4 separate regions of the Homo sapiens genome follow, and regions 2, 3 and 4 are each linked to region 1. The links are chromatin contacts, found by Hi-C or POLR2A ChIA-PET in ENCODE. All regions are on one chromosome and are shown on one strand. The core of a region is the stretch at or near the end of the contact, and the rest is flanking DNA. Distances in the headings are between cores, read along the strand shown.

Region 1 (2,836 bases), core at 210-2,709:
ATAAAATTGATGGGCTATTTTTACTTTTTTTGTATTTGATCATTAAAATCTTTCATGTATGTTACATGTATGGCACACCTCAACCAGTATGTTAAATTTTGACTGGAAATACTTTCTTTTTATTTGTTTTTATTTTTTGTCTTAGTGTTCTTCAAAATGATTTTTATTTAGAACACAATTTATTATTGCAAAAGTAGATTCTATATCCAAGTTGTTCTAAATACTAAAAAAGTTTTCCAATAGCTTACTGAACATTAGTTTTTATATTTAAATAAAAAATGAGATTTAAAATTCATTTCTTCAATCACACTAGCTTCATTTCATATATTCAATACACGTAAGGCAGTGTAGAATTGGAGCTATGCGAGACCAAGCTGGGTTAGAATCCTGACTTGGCCTCTTTCCAGCTGCTTGTCCTTGGGAATTTACCTAGCCCTCTCCAAGCTTCAGTTCTAGCTTCGAATTGCAGGCGGGGAAACACCACACTGAATATGTTTTAACTCCTACCTGCAAAGCTAACAGCAGAAGACAAACACCCGCTATTTGTTTCTCCCTTCATGGAAGTGGTGGACTCACTGCATGATATAATAAAAATCAGAACCAATCAACGTAGGGATAGTTAAGTAAATTTCTTTATTCCATACTCTGAAGCCATAAAATACTAATAACTAATTAATCACTAATTTATTTAATCACCAATTAATATTGAAATCGGTTGTTATTAAGGAAGAAAACCGTAATATTAGGAATAGCACGACGGCTGCCCGTGTGCTCAGGAAAAACCTAGAAGGGTCTGCCACCCATCCATTAACAGCGGTTATAGGAAGCAACAGAATGGGGGCAGGGCCCAGCCGGCACACGCTTCAGTTTATATTTCTTGTCAGTTAATTTCCAAAAACGTTGTTCTAAAAAGGAGATATAATACTGTTTTAGTTTAAGGGGCAAATCTCAAATGTGCTGAAACGACTACGCTTTTCCCTCAGTCTGGAATGTGATTTTAAATCTAGCTTAACTATACTATAATAAAAGGCCACATGAAAATACTTTGTCAGAACGAAAAACACGCCGCCTTAAATCCGCTTTCGGTTGGCGGTTTCCCGCCAGCGGAACGGAAGCAAAACCGCCTTTGACGTCAAGGGAAGAGTCCCCTCCCAGTTACTACGGTGAAGTCTATGCGGCCATCTTTACTGTGGTCATCTCGTACCAAGCGTGTCGTAGTGGGGCTGTTGGGGCCCCACAGAAAGTCAGCGGAACGTGAAATGGGAAAGGAATCATGCGACTCTGTAATAAGAAGCTGACAGAACCATGAAGGATCAGGGACTGAAAGCATTAGATAAGTTGTTAGTGGGATGCAGGTTCCACAGGCAAGCGGAACGATTCAAGCGAATTAGTAAAGTTTCTGCCCGGATCTTGAAAGCCGCTTCCGTTGCTCAGCGGAAGTGTCGGTCGCAAGAGGACAGACGCCTCGAAGAATCCGCTATCGGCTGTCTGCACAACCGGAATCATGTCGAGTTTGGCGGTGAGAGACCCGGCAATGGATCGATCACTGCGTTCCGTGTTCGTGGGGAACATTCCATATGAGGCAACTGAGGAGCAGTTAAAGGACATTTTCTCGGAGGTTGGTTCTGTTGTCAGTTTCCGGCTGGTATACGATAGAGAGACGGGAAAACCCAAGGGCTATGGCTTCTGCGAATACCAAGACCAGGAGACCGCGCTTAGTGCCATGCGGAACCTCAATGGGCGGGAGTTCAGTGGGAGAGCGCTTCGGGTGGACAATGCTGCCAGTGAAAAGAATAAGGAGGAGTTAAAGAGCCTTGGGCCTGCAGCGCCCATTATTGACTCACCCTATGGGGATCCCATCGATCCAGAAGATGCCCCTGAATCGATTACCAGAGCAGTAGCCAGTCTCCCCCCGGAGCAGATGTTTGAGCTGATGAAGCAGATGAAGCTCTGTGTCCAAAACAGCCACCAGGAAGCTCGAAACATGTTACTTCAAAATCCACAACTGGCTTATGCACTGTTGCAGGCACAAGTAGTGATGAGAATCATGGATCCAGAGATTGCTCTGAAAATTCTGCATCGGAAGATACATGTCACACCACTGATCCCAGGCAAATCTCAGTCTGTGTCTGTCTCTGGCCCTGGCCCTGGCCCTGGCCCTGGGCTCTGCCCAGGACCTAATGTTCTGCTGAACCAGCAGAATCCTCCAGCTCCTCAGCCTCAGCATTTGGCTAGAAGACCTGTGAAGGACATTCCTCCTCTGATGCAGACTCCTATCCAGGGTGGAATTCCAGCTCCAGGGCCAATACCAGCTGCAGTTCCCGGAGCTGGTCCTGGTTCCTTAACTCCTGGAGGAGCAATGCAGCCCCAACTTGGAATGCCAGGGGTTGGCCCAGTGCCTTTAGAGCGGGGACAAGTGCAGATGTCAGATCCTAGAGCTCCTATACCTCGCGGACCCGTGACTCCTGGTGGTCTGCCTCCTCGAGGACTGTTAGGAGATGCTCCAAATGACCCACGTGGAGGGACTTTGCTTTCAGTCACTGGAGAAGTGGAGCCCAGAGGTTATCTGGGTCCACCCCATCAGGGTCCCCCCATGCATCATGCCTCTGGTCATGACACTCGTGGCCCTTCCTCACATGAGATGAGGGGAGGGCCATTAGGAGATCCCAGACTGCTAATTGGAGAGCCCAGAGGCCCCATGATAGATCAAAGGGGTCTACCTATGGATGGTAGAGGTGGTAGAGATTCTCGAGCGATGGAGACTCGTGCCATGGAAACTGAGGTCTTAGAGACACGTGTAATGGAGAGGAGAGGAATGGAGACCTGTGCGATGGAA
Region 2 (2,836 bases), core at 196-2,695, 1.3 Mb after region 1:
CTAACTTTGATAAATCTTATTTTGCGTACTTCTTTCTTGATAGGGTGTGTCATTTTAAGTTGAGTGTGTCAATTTGGTGGACAGAGCATAAGTATTTGAAGAATTAAGAGAATTCCCTGCACATGGTCAGCATTTAAATTAAGCTTGGAATAACCCTTAGGATATGCAGATATTTTTGGTCCTAGTGGTTTCCTTGGGCTCCATTTCTCACTCACGTATTTTTTTCTGTGGGCATATTTTGAAGTAAATATGAACAAATTTGGTGAATATGATTAAAATTGAGTTCTTTGTCTACATCTTCTCCATATCCCTCTTCATGTATGCTACTTTTATGTACATCAGAGGCTATTAATGTTTGCTAATTATCTGACAGTTACATATGGTTGATTTTGGTTTCACTGTGATAACAATAATGTTAGTAAGTGGGGTAGCTTAGTGGAAAGATCATATATTTTTGAGTCAGACAATCCTAGGCCTCACTCTTGCTCTTGTGCTTTTTAGTAGTTACTCAACCTCTCAGAACCTTAGTCAACTCATCTGTATATTGGATTTGATACTATCTCTCATAAAATTAAAGTTTGTGGAAAGTACTTTGTGCTATGACTGGCACAGTATAGTTACTGGCACAATAAATCATATTTACTTTTCTTCCTTATATTTGTGTCATGATTTATAATCTATAGGCCTTTATTCTATCTCAAAAGATTGGCCAGCTCAAGTTCCTTACCTATTGCCAAGCTGTGGTGATTAACATTATAGGTAGTATCTGCAGGTAGATGTTAACAAGCTGGCAATGTCAGAAGGAGGGGTTGTCATGTTTGCAGGTTTCCATTGTGTAAGTACCACTGCTGTGGCTGGCTCATTTTAAACTACCAGCAAAAGTCACTGAAAGCGAGGCTGGGAAGTCTTATGTAGTAGCACAGCATTATATAGTTTCTACCAACCAGATACAGTAGTTACAAATCACCTCAAGAGCATGCTTAACAGTAAAATAATAGGAAGTGATGAGATTTGAGTATTTATTACCTTTGTTTTTAGTATGATTTATTTTAATTTTGTTTATATAATTTAACTTTTAATAATGACTGTGTTTAACAACCAGCTTGCTAAAAATTTTGAGAATTTAACAATTGGTTCTAGTGGCCTGGTATAAGTTGGCTCTAATACACCACTAATTGTAGGTTTCCTGTTGTGAAGACATTTCTAAGCCACAATTCTTTAATTATCTGCCTCAGCCGTGGTGGTAAGAGTTTCATTTGATGAATAAAAACAAGGTTTGGTTTTGAGTCAGTGCTTGCTGTAACTCAAGTTGTCATGCTCATATTGTTTCTGGAATTGAAAATAGATGCCAAAACCAATTTAGAATTTAGAACAGTTTCTTGAGTTGTTGACTCAGCTTCATAACTGACCCCTGGCATCGCTTGCCTATTCTGGCTGTTAAACTGATCTCCAAGTGCTAGTATTGGCGATCAGTCATTCTGCTCACTGCCTATTGAACTTCCTTCTCTCCCTTCCCCATATTCCTTCAAATCTTAAATTCCTTCAGGTAGTGGTGCTACAGAGACAAGTAGTCAGGATTCCTCCCAACTAAGCATTCCATGCAGCTTTGCTTTTGATTCAAAATTAAGTTTTAATGGAAACCCAATTGCCTCTAGGGAGAGAGTAAAAACAAAACAAAACCTGGGCAGTTTAAGGTTCATCTTGGCTTGATTAAAATCTTAGGGAGTGAAATGGAGGAAAAAAACGAAACCAGATCAGACATCTCAATGTTTCTTCTAGAAGCAACTTCTTCAGTTTTCTAACTTGCCCTTTAGAAGGAAGCAATCGAACCCTGAAATTGCTAAGTAACAGCTAAGATTGTGTTTGTTGTTTTTACTTTAAATCTCACCCACCTAGTTCTCAAAACACATTTTTTATTGAACCTTACAAAAATGCCTTGGATATTTCAAAACATTTGCTTGTGTCAGTTCTTTGAATCAGACTTACATAATTGTAAAACATTCATTTCCCCGATTTCCTCTTAAAACAAAAGGTATTTATAGTTCCCGCTGAGTCAGGGATGGACTTGGATTACTGCAAAAGTAATCTGTGTTCATTTCAAGAGGAAGCTCGTGGTTAAAATCTGAGAGACTTGCCTTTGGATTATGAAATAATTACCTTTGGCTTAATTTAAATAAGTGTGTCTTTGTACTTTGAAAGCAAACATGGAAATAATAATTTAATACAGAAATTTTATTATAGATATAACATTCTGACTTATATTATCATCTCTCTTAACAGAATGGGCCTTATGTGGTTTCCAAACATCCCTTGTATAGAAGATTTCTTCATTAGAGAGATGCTATGTGTATAGTCTTTAGATGCGCAAATTTTATAGCGTTGCATTATGTTCATATCAACAAACTCATGTTTGTTGATATAAACAAAAATATGTTTACTAGATACTTGGGACTCGTTGCTTTTGACGATACATTTCAGTACAAATAAGACAGACTTATTGCACTTTAGGAATTGATAATCAAACCTGAAAAGAGAAAACTATAATTTCAAACTGAATGTGGTAGGTATTATAAAAGACATATAAAATACTCAGAAAACAGAAGAGAAAGAGAAATTACCTGGGTGGCAAGAGGAGTGGGCTAGATCAGGGATGAGATTCAGGAGCAGATGATATGTGGATTAGATATTTAATGATTAATGCCTTTTTATTAAAGTACCTTTTATGAAACTATAAAAGTTAACATTGCTAATTGGATAGAACTTTAGAATGCAAAAACTATTTTGCATTTGCAAAACTATTTTGCATGGCAGTGAAAATGCTAACAATTAACATTGC
Region 3 (2,836 bases), core at 160-2,659, 1.2 Mb after region 1:
TCTCTCTTTTTTCAAATTGTTGACTTTAATTATTTCTTTAGTTCCCCCTTAAATCTCATTTTGTCAGAGAAAGCCTTAGGTTAGAAACCACCTTATTGCATGACATTGACCCCCTTGATAGCAGTCTGTTGGTATATGTCTAGTGGCTGGCATATAGTGGATGCTTATTCATATTTGTTGAGTGAAAGAATGAGAGTAGTGGTAATTGTGAGTATTTTAAGTGCTGCTAAATACTCTGAGAGTTGGCATATCTAGCATGAGGTGTGGCACAGATGCCACCATTTTTTTTTACCTGCCAGACGAGCCAGTCTATTTATTACTAATTTATCACCACATCCTTCCCCTGGGCTGGCTTTCTTAGTACTCTACTGGTCTGTGTGAATTGGCATGTGGCATGAAACCTATTTGACATTTCTAATCTAGCAGAAAATGTCATCACCTTCTGGATGTTTAGGTCCTTGTATTGACCTTTAAACATGTTGCATAAACTTTTCATGCCTTAATTTTCATGCCAGTCTAATACAGGTCATCAGATTGTAAGATAAGATAATTCTTTCATGAAGATTAAGTAAGAAATACTGAAAAATTAGTAGAGCATATTCAAATATAAGGTTGTATAATTACATTCAGTATGCTTTGACATAAATAATCATTTTCTGTTTAGCCACTCTCTTATGCAGACTAAAATGTAAATTTTATATACACATAAATTAAACTTTCAGTTGCATAGGCTTATCATGTCTATATATGAGCCTTACAGCAGGGACTCTAATTTTCTTTCATAATTAAGTTGATTTCTTGTTTCCATTGGACTTTTACTTAATGTTTATTTTGCTAGTGAAAGATCCATTTCAAGGAGATAGAATATAAAACATCAAGAAGAAGATGCTCATTTTAAATTCAGTTTACTATCATTCTGTGGCAGTGTTTCACAAAGCATACCCATGGATCACCTGTATCAGAAACATGTGGGGATGGTTAATTTGCAGGTTCATGCCCCCACAACTTACTGAATCAGAATTTGAGAGGCCCAGAAAACTGCATTTTAAAGTGATCACTTTGTACTTTAAATAAGCTCCATAAGTTTGAGAATCAGGTCCCATATAATACTTAGTGTATACTGTGTCATTAATAAATTTCGAACAGGATCCATAAAAGATGGCTCATTCACCGACCTTTTCAGTCTCACCTGAGCATATAGATGTTATCAGAAAACATATCAATGCCAACACTATACAATAAAAGGTGATGATATTGATTGTGACTAAGGTTGAAAACAGTCTATGACCTTATTCAACTGGAGCACAGAGGATCAACAAGGGGCATTGTTCCTAGATGGCTAAAACACACTGGCCTTCCGGGAACAATGGCCCTTTGACCACAGCTGACACAGGCGGGAAGGAACTAGACAGGGGTCAGATCTCCTCAGTCCAGCAGTGAATGGGTGGGGCCTATGGTTGAGTCCTCTGGAGAAGCCCGGCAGGGGAAGGCCAGCAGTGCCCTTCATGCTCACCAGGGCTGTCACTGTTCTGCCCTCCCTGGATGCCCACATGGCAAGAACGCTTGCCCTGAGCAGGAGGACAGGAACAATACCTGTGTTTTAAAAGTTGGCATTGCCAAGTGTGTAGGATGTGCTGCTCACCGAGTTCGGTGGTTTCCTTGTATTAGTTCATGTAATCAGCTTAAGTAGGGGAAATCCAGGGTGTTGATGAGAAGGCATTTCATGGCAGACTTTAACCCTGGACTGGATTCTGGGGAAGGTTACAAGTCTCCATCTCCTGTTCTTATCAAAACTTGCTCTACTCTTTTGGATCGCCTTTGACCACTTAATGATACTTACAGCTTTTATCTCACAGTTCCACCTCCAGATCAGTATTGTTTTCTGTCATTTCCTGAATGTGAATTCCATCCCACTAAGTAGACACAGAAGTTGTCAGTGGGGAATGGTGTCATCCCTCTCCTCTGGTGTTTTGAAATGTGTGGGAACATTTTCAGTGGTCATGATGATGAGGGGTGTGTATATCAGGATTTAATGTCCTGAGGGTGTGGGATGCTAAATACCTTTCAGTAGTTGGGAGTGGGAGGGTCCCACTTAATGAAGGATTGTCCTGTCCAGAATGCTGAAGGCACCCCTGATAAGCTATCTCTTTTTTTTTTTTTTTTTTTTGAGATGGAGTCTCACTCAGTAGCCCAGGCTGTAGTACAGTGGCATGATCTTGGCTCACTGCAAGCTCCGCCTCCCGGGTTCATGCCATTGTCCTGCCTCAGCCTCCTGAGTAGCTGGGACTACAGGCACCCACCACCACGCCCGGCTAATTTTTTTGTATTTTTAGTAGAGACGGGGTTTCACCATGTTAGCCATGATGGTCTCGATCTCCTGAGCTCATGATCTGCCTGCCTCGGCCTCCCAAAGTGCTGGGATTACAGGTGTGAGCCCACCCACCCACCCCTGATAAGCTCTTTGGTTTTATCTGCATCTTATCCAGCACCTTATTATTATTTGTTTAATCTCTGTATTTCCAGAGCAGGATCTCACTCTGTTGCCCAGGCTGGAGTGCCGTGGCATAATCATAGCTCACTGTAACTTTGAATAGCTGGGCTCAAGCAAGCCTCCTGCCCCAGCCTCCTGAGTAGCAGTGCCTTCTTGAGAACTGACCAAACATTTAATATGTAATGGGATTCATATGGCTTAATAGATGCAGTTTGAGCTTAGTTACTTGTAGGGTAAATAAGCAAATGGTTGAAGCCATCTTCTTGGATGGCTTTTGTGCTCTCACAGTGAAGGTGTCACTCTTCTTGAATTCTGCTTTGTAACCTCATTCTTCCTGACGGTACA
Region 4 (2,836 bases), core at 123-2,622, 1.0 Mb after region 1:
TCTTTCATGCGTATGCTCTGTGAAATTTTGGCTTCTGGTTCTTCACCCCCATGGAACAGGTTCTGCTTTCCTTTCACTGTGTTCTCCTCAACTACTCCCTGTGCTGCTCAGCACTGTCTGTGCACCTTCTTCTGGGGCTGCTTGTCGCAAGAGGGGTTAATCCTTCTAGTGTTTGGAATTGGGGTTTGGAATCACTTCCAGATTGAGAGTGAGATGAAAAATAAAATATGTTGTGTACTAGGCAGAGGAAGTAATGGTACTTCCTGGAGGTGAGATGACATAAGGGTAGGGAACACTGGGATGCACTGCCCAGATGTCTCTTCAGGAAAGACTTATTCTCCTTTAGGAAAGACCAAGTCTCCTGAGGACTTACTTTCCTTGCTGCTAGATGATAGCTCTCTGGGTCACTTCCGTTGGGGCATTGCCTTAGTTGCAGATAGACTCTTTGCCTGAGGTCACAGCCCCTGCCTTAGTTGCAGATAGACTCTTTGCCTGAGGTCACAGCCCCTGCTGGAGGCCCACAGCCAGTGGCTGATCGACAAGAGGTATGAAGGTTGAGACCTCTCTTGTCCCCAGTCAAGTCACCTTGGAAGGGTTATCTTATTTTTAGAACTCCCTGAAGGATCGCCTGAGGCTTTGAGGCTGTGCTGCAGTTCAACTACTAGCTCTGCTCCATCCTGCTTTCTTTCCATGGGTGTTGACCACATGGGAACACCCTAATAAACCTCCTACACATTGGTCTCCATCTTGGAGTTGGCTCTCCAGGGAGTTCAATGCTGTGTTATGGTGTTACACACCATCACTGATTTTTTTTCAACCATCTCCCAGCAATCTTGGCATGTTCTTTTATTCAAATTGTTCTCCCAACATTTTCCCCCATGAGAGCCACAAAAAAATGGAGGATCTGGGCAGATAATTAAGGAAGGCACTCAGGCATTAGGTTAAACAGGCAAAGTTCACTAAGGGAACTGAGGGTTGAGTATGGGAAGTGCGTTCAGTAAGAATCTGCTAGAACCAGGGTAAAGGCAAGGGCTGAATCAGCAATAGATTAGCATTGAGTGTGGAGCTTGTTACACATCTTCTGGCTAAGAACAGGTTTAGCCTCAGAGTCTGCGGAGCCAGAAAGGAGAAAGAGGAAAGAGGAAAAGGTCGGAGGAGGGAAATTTGGAGCTTAGAGGTCAACAGGTTAGAAATAGAGACAGGAAACTAGGCAAGTGATAACACACACACACACACACACACACACACACACACACACACTGTATTTGGGAAAAGAACTGAGCTTAAGGAGGACTACACCCTTGAAATAGCTTCCCCTTTCAAGGTTCTTCTCTGCAAAATTAAAGACGACCTTTTTTATTAAAAACCTCCTGACAGAGATTCCTCACATTCATTCTCCTAACATACATTATACACGGGGAACAAAGCTGCAGGAAACATAATGGAAACAAGAAATATAAATAGCTAATCTATATTTATGAGCACAGGAAGGAAGTGTCAGCCAGTGTCAGGAAACAAGAAGGGGGATGTTAGGGTCCAGAAAAGGAGCAGGTAGAGGAGGCTGCTGACTTTGCTTAGTTCCATCAGGGTTGGAGAATTTGCATTTTGAGTGGGTCCAGCAGATGGTGCTGCTCCAGTAGAGAGCAGGAAAATCGTTTTGTATGTTTACAATTCTGAACGAATATGATTTGTAAAATTCCAACCCTATCTCCTCAGACATTAATATATGTACAGACACTAGTGTTTACAGCAAATCCTAATCTTGGTTTCATCAACTATCTGGGTCATTCTTATTTCGTATAGTAGCAATGCTATTGACAAGTTTCATGATCTTCTCTTGCCAGTTCCTCCCAGGATGATGGGATTTGGAGTCAATCCTGCAGTAATTGCTGGCACTATCACCTGCTGTCTTGTGTGCTTGCGTGATAGTGCATCTGAAAAACATCTTCAGAAATGCACTGTTAATGCTTTGTCTGTTTCTATAAATATACTAAGGTTTAAGTATATACCTAATTGTATATAAGAGCCATAGTAATATGAATAATATTACACAGGCAGGAAATAAGTCAATAAGTCATTAAAAGGTCATTGTCTTAGTGTGCTAGGGCTGCCATAACAAAATACTATAGATGGAGTAACGTAAACAATAGACATTTATTTTTTTTCATGGTTCTTGAAGCTGGAAAGTCCAAGAGCAAGGTCTGGCAGCAGTGTCAGGTGAGGACTCTTTCCCTGGCTTGCAGATGGCTGCCTTCTCACTGTGTTCTCAAAGGGTGGGAAGAGATCTCTCTCTCTCTCTCTATCCCCTTCTCTTTCTGTCTTCCTCTTTCTCCCCTATCCTGCCTCGCTCTCTGACACTTCTTACAAGATTACCAATCCTATCAAATTAGAGCCTTACTCTTATGACTTATTTAAATCTTAATGGCCTCTTAAAGGCCCTATCTCCAAATGCAGTCACCTTGGGAATTAGGGTTTCAACACATGAATTTTAACAGGACACAATTCAGTCCATTGAAATTGCTAAATATAAAAGGACTAAAAACGTAGCTGTGCCGGTAGTGGTAAAATGTGGGAACCAACACATATTTTCATCAGACGCAATACTCATTATCCTTGACTCTAATCCTAAATTGTGAGAAAATAAATTTCTGTTTATTTTTAGAAATGACTGAGAATTTCCAGCCACCAGGTAGTTTCCAAAATGTTTCTTTTTCCTTTTTTGTTTGCTTCCAATTTTTTAAAAATTTCATACCTACAGAGAAGTTGAAAGAATAAACATCCATATGTAGACTCACCACCAACTGTTCACATTTGGCCACATTATCTTACTTCTCAA

What was found. A loop is a pair of places that touch in the nucleus more often than their neighbours do. ChIA-PET counts read pairs that join two places held with the same protein, here RNA polymerase II (POLR2A). Pooled maps may share reads with other maps.
Region 2: a loop to region 1 is called in a pooled map, with 2.9 times the contacts of the local background. The contact joins the enhancer-like site here to the promoter of CSTF2T in region 1. A Hi-C loop is called at or near these places in 4 of 50 pooled maps.
Region 3: a pooled map shows a loop between it and region 1 (7-fold over the local background). The contact joins the enhancer-like site here to the promoter of CSTF2T in region 1. A Hi-C loop is called at or near these places in 7 of 50 pooled maps.
Region 4: a map of GM12878 shows a loop between it and region 1 (3-fold over the local background). The contact joins the enhancer-like site here to the promoter of CSTF2T in region 1. A Hi-C loop is called at or near these places in 1 of 168 maps with a recorded cell type or tissue (GM12878). POLR2A ChIA-PET finds 5 or more read pairs at or near these places in 1 of 52 experiments (naive thymus-derived CD8-positive, alpha-beta T cell).

Annotation. Positions count from the first base shown.
Region 1 is chr10:51,698,218-51,701,053 of GRCh38, reverse strand. It overlaps CSTF2T (cleavage stimulation factor subunit 2 tau variant), which reads left to right and starts at 1,459. Exons shown (of 1, transcript NM_015235.3): 1 at 1,459-2,836. The coding sequence starts at 1,505. All of the region lies in intron 3 of PRKG1 (protein kinase cGMP-dependent 1), which reads right to left. RefSeq lists a silencer at 331-625 and enhancers at 379-1,067, 1,192-1,771.
Region 2 is chr10:50,430,485-50,433,320 of GRCh38, reverse strand. All of the region lies in intron 6 of SGMS1 (sphingomyelin synthase 1), which reads left to right. Among named protein-coding and RNA genes, the nearest start is that of ASAH2, 180 kb to the right of the region's middle. RefSeq lists an enhancer at 1,255-1,474. Within about 2 kb of position 1,445, at least 7 of the 41 ENCODE cell types and tissues checked have a DNase peak (open chromatin) inside an H3K27ac peak, as active enhancers do.
Region 3 is chr10:50,537,789-50,540,624 of GRCh38, reverse strand. All of the region lies in intron 2 of SGMS1 (sphingomyelin synthase 1), which reads left to right. Among named protein-coding and RNA genes, the nearest start is that of SGMS1, 85 kb to the left of the region's middle. RefSeq lists an enhancer at 1,580-1,789 and a silencer at 1,782-2,076. Within about 2 kb of position 1,409, at least 5 of the 41 ENCODE cell types and tissues checked have a DNase peak (open chromatin) inside an H3K27ac peak, as active enhancers do.
Region 4 is chr10:50,652,152-50,654,987 of GRCh38, reverse strand. No RefSeq gene overlaps it. Among named protein-coding and RNA genes, the nearest start is that of SGMS1-AS1, 29 kb to the right of the region's middle. Within about 2 kb of position 1,372, at least 2 of the 41 ENCODE cell types and tissues checked have a DNase peak (open chromatin) inside an H3K27ac peak, as active enhancers do.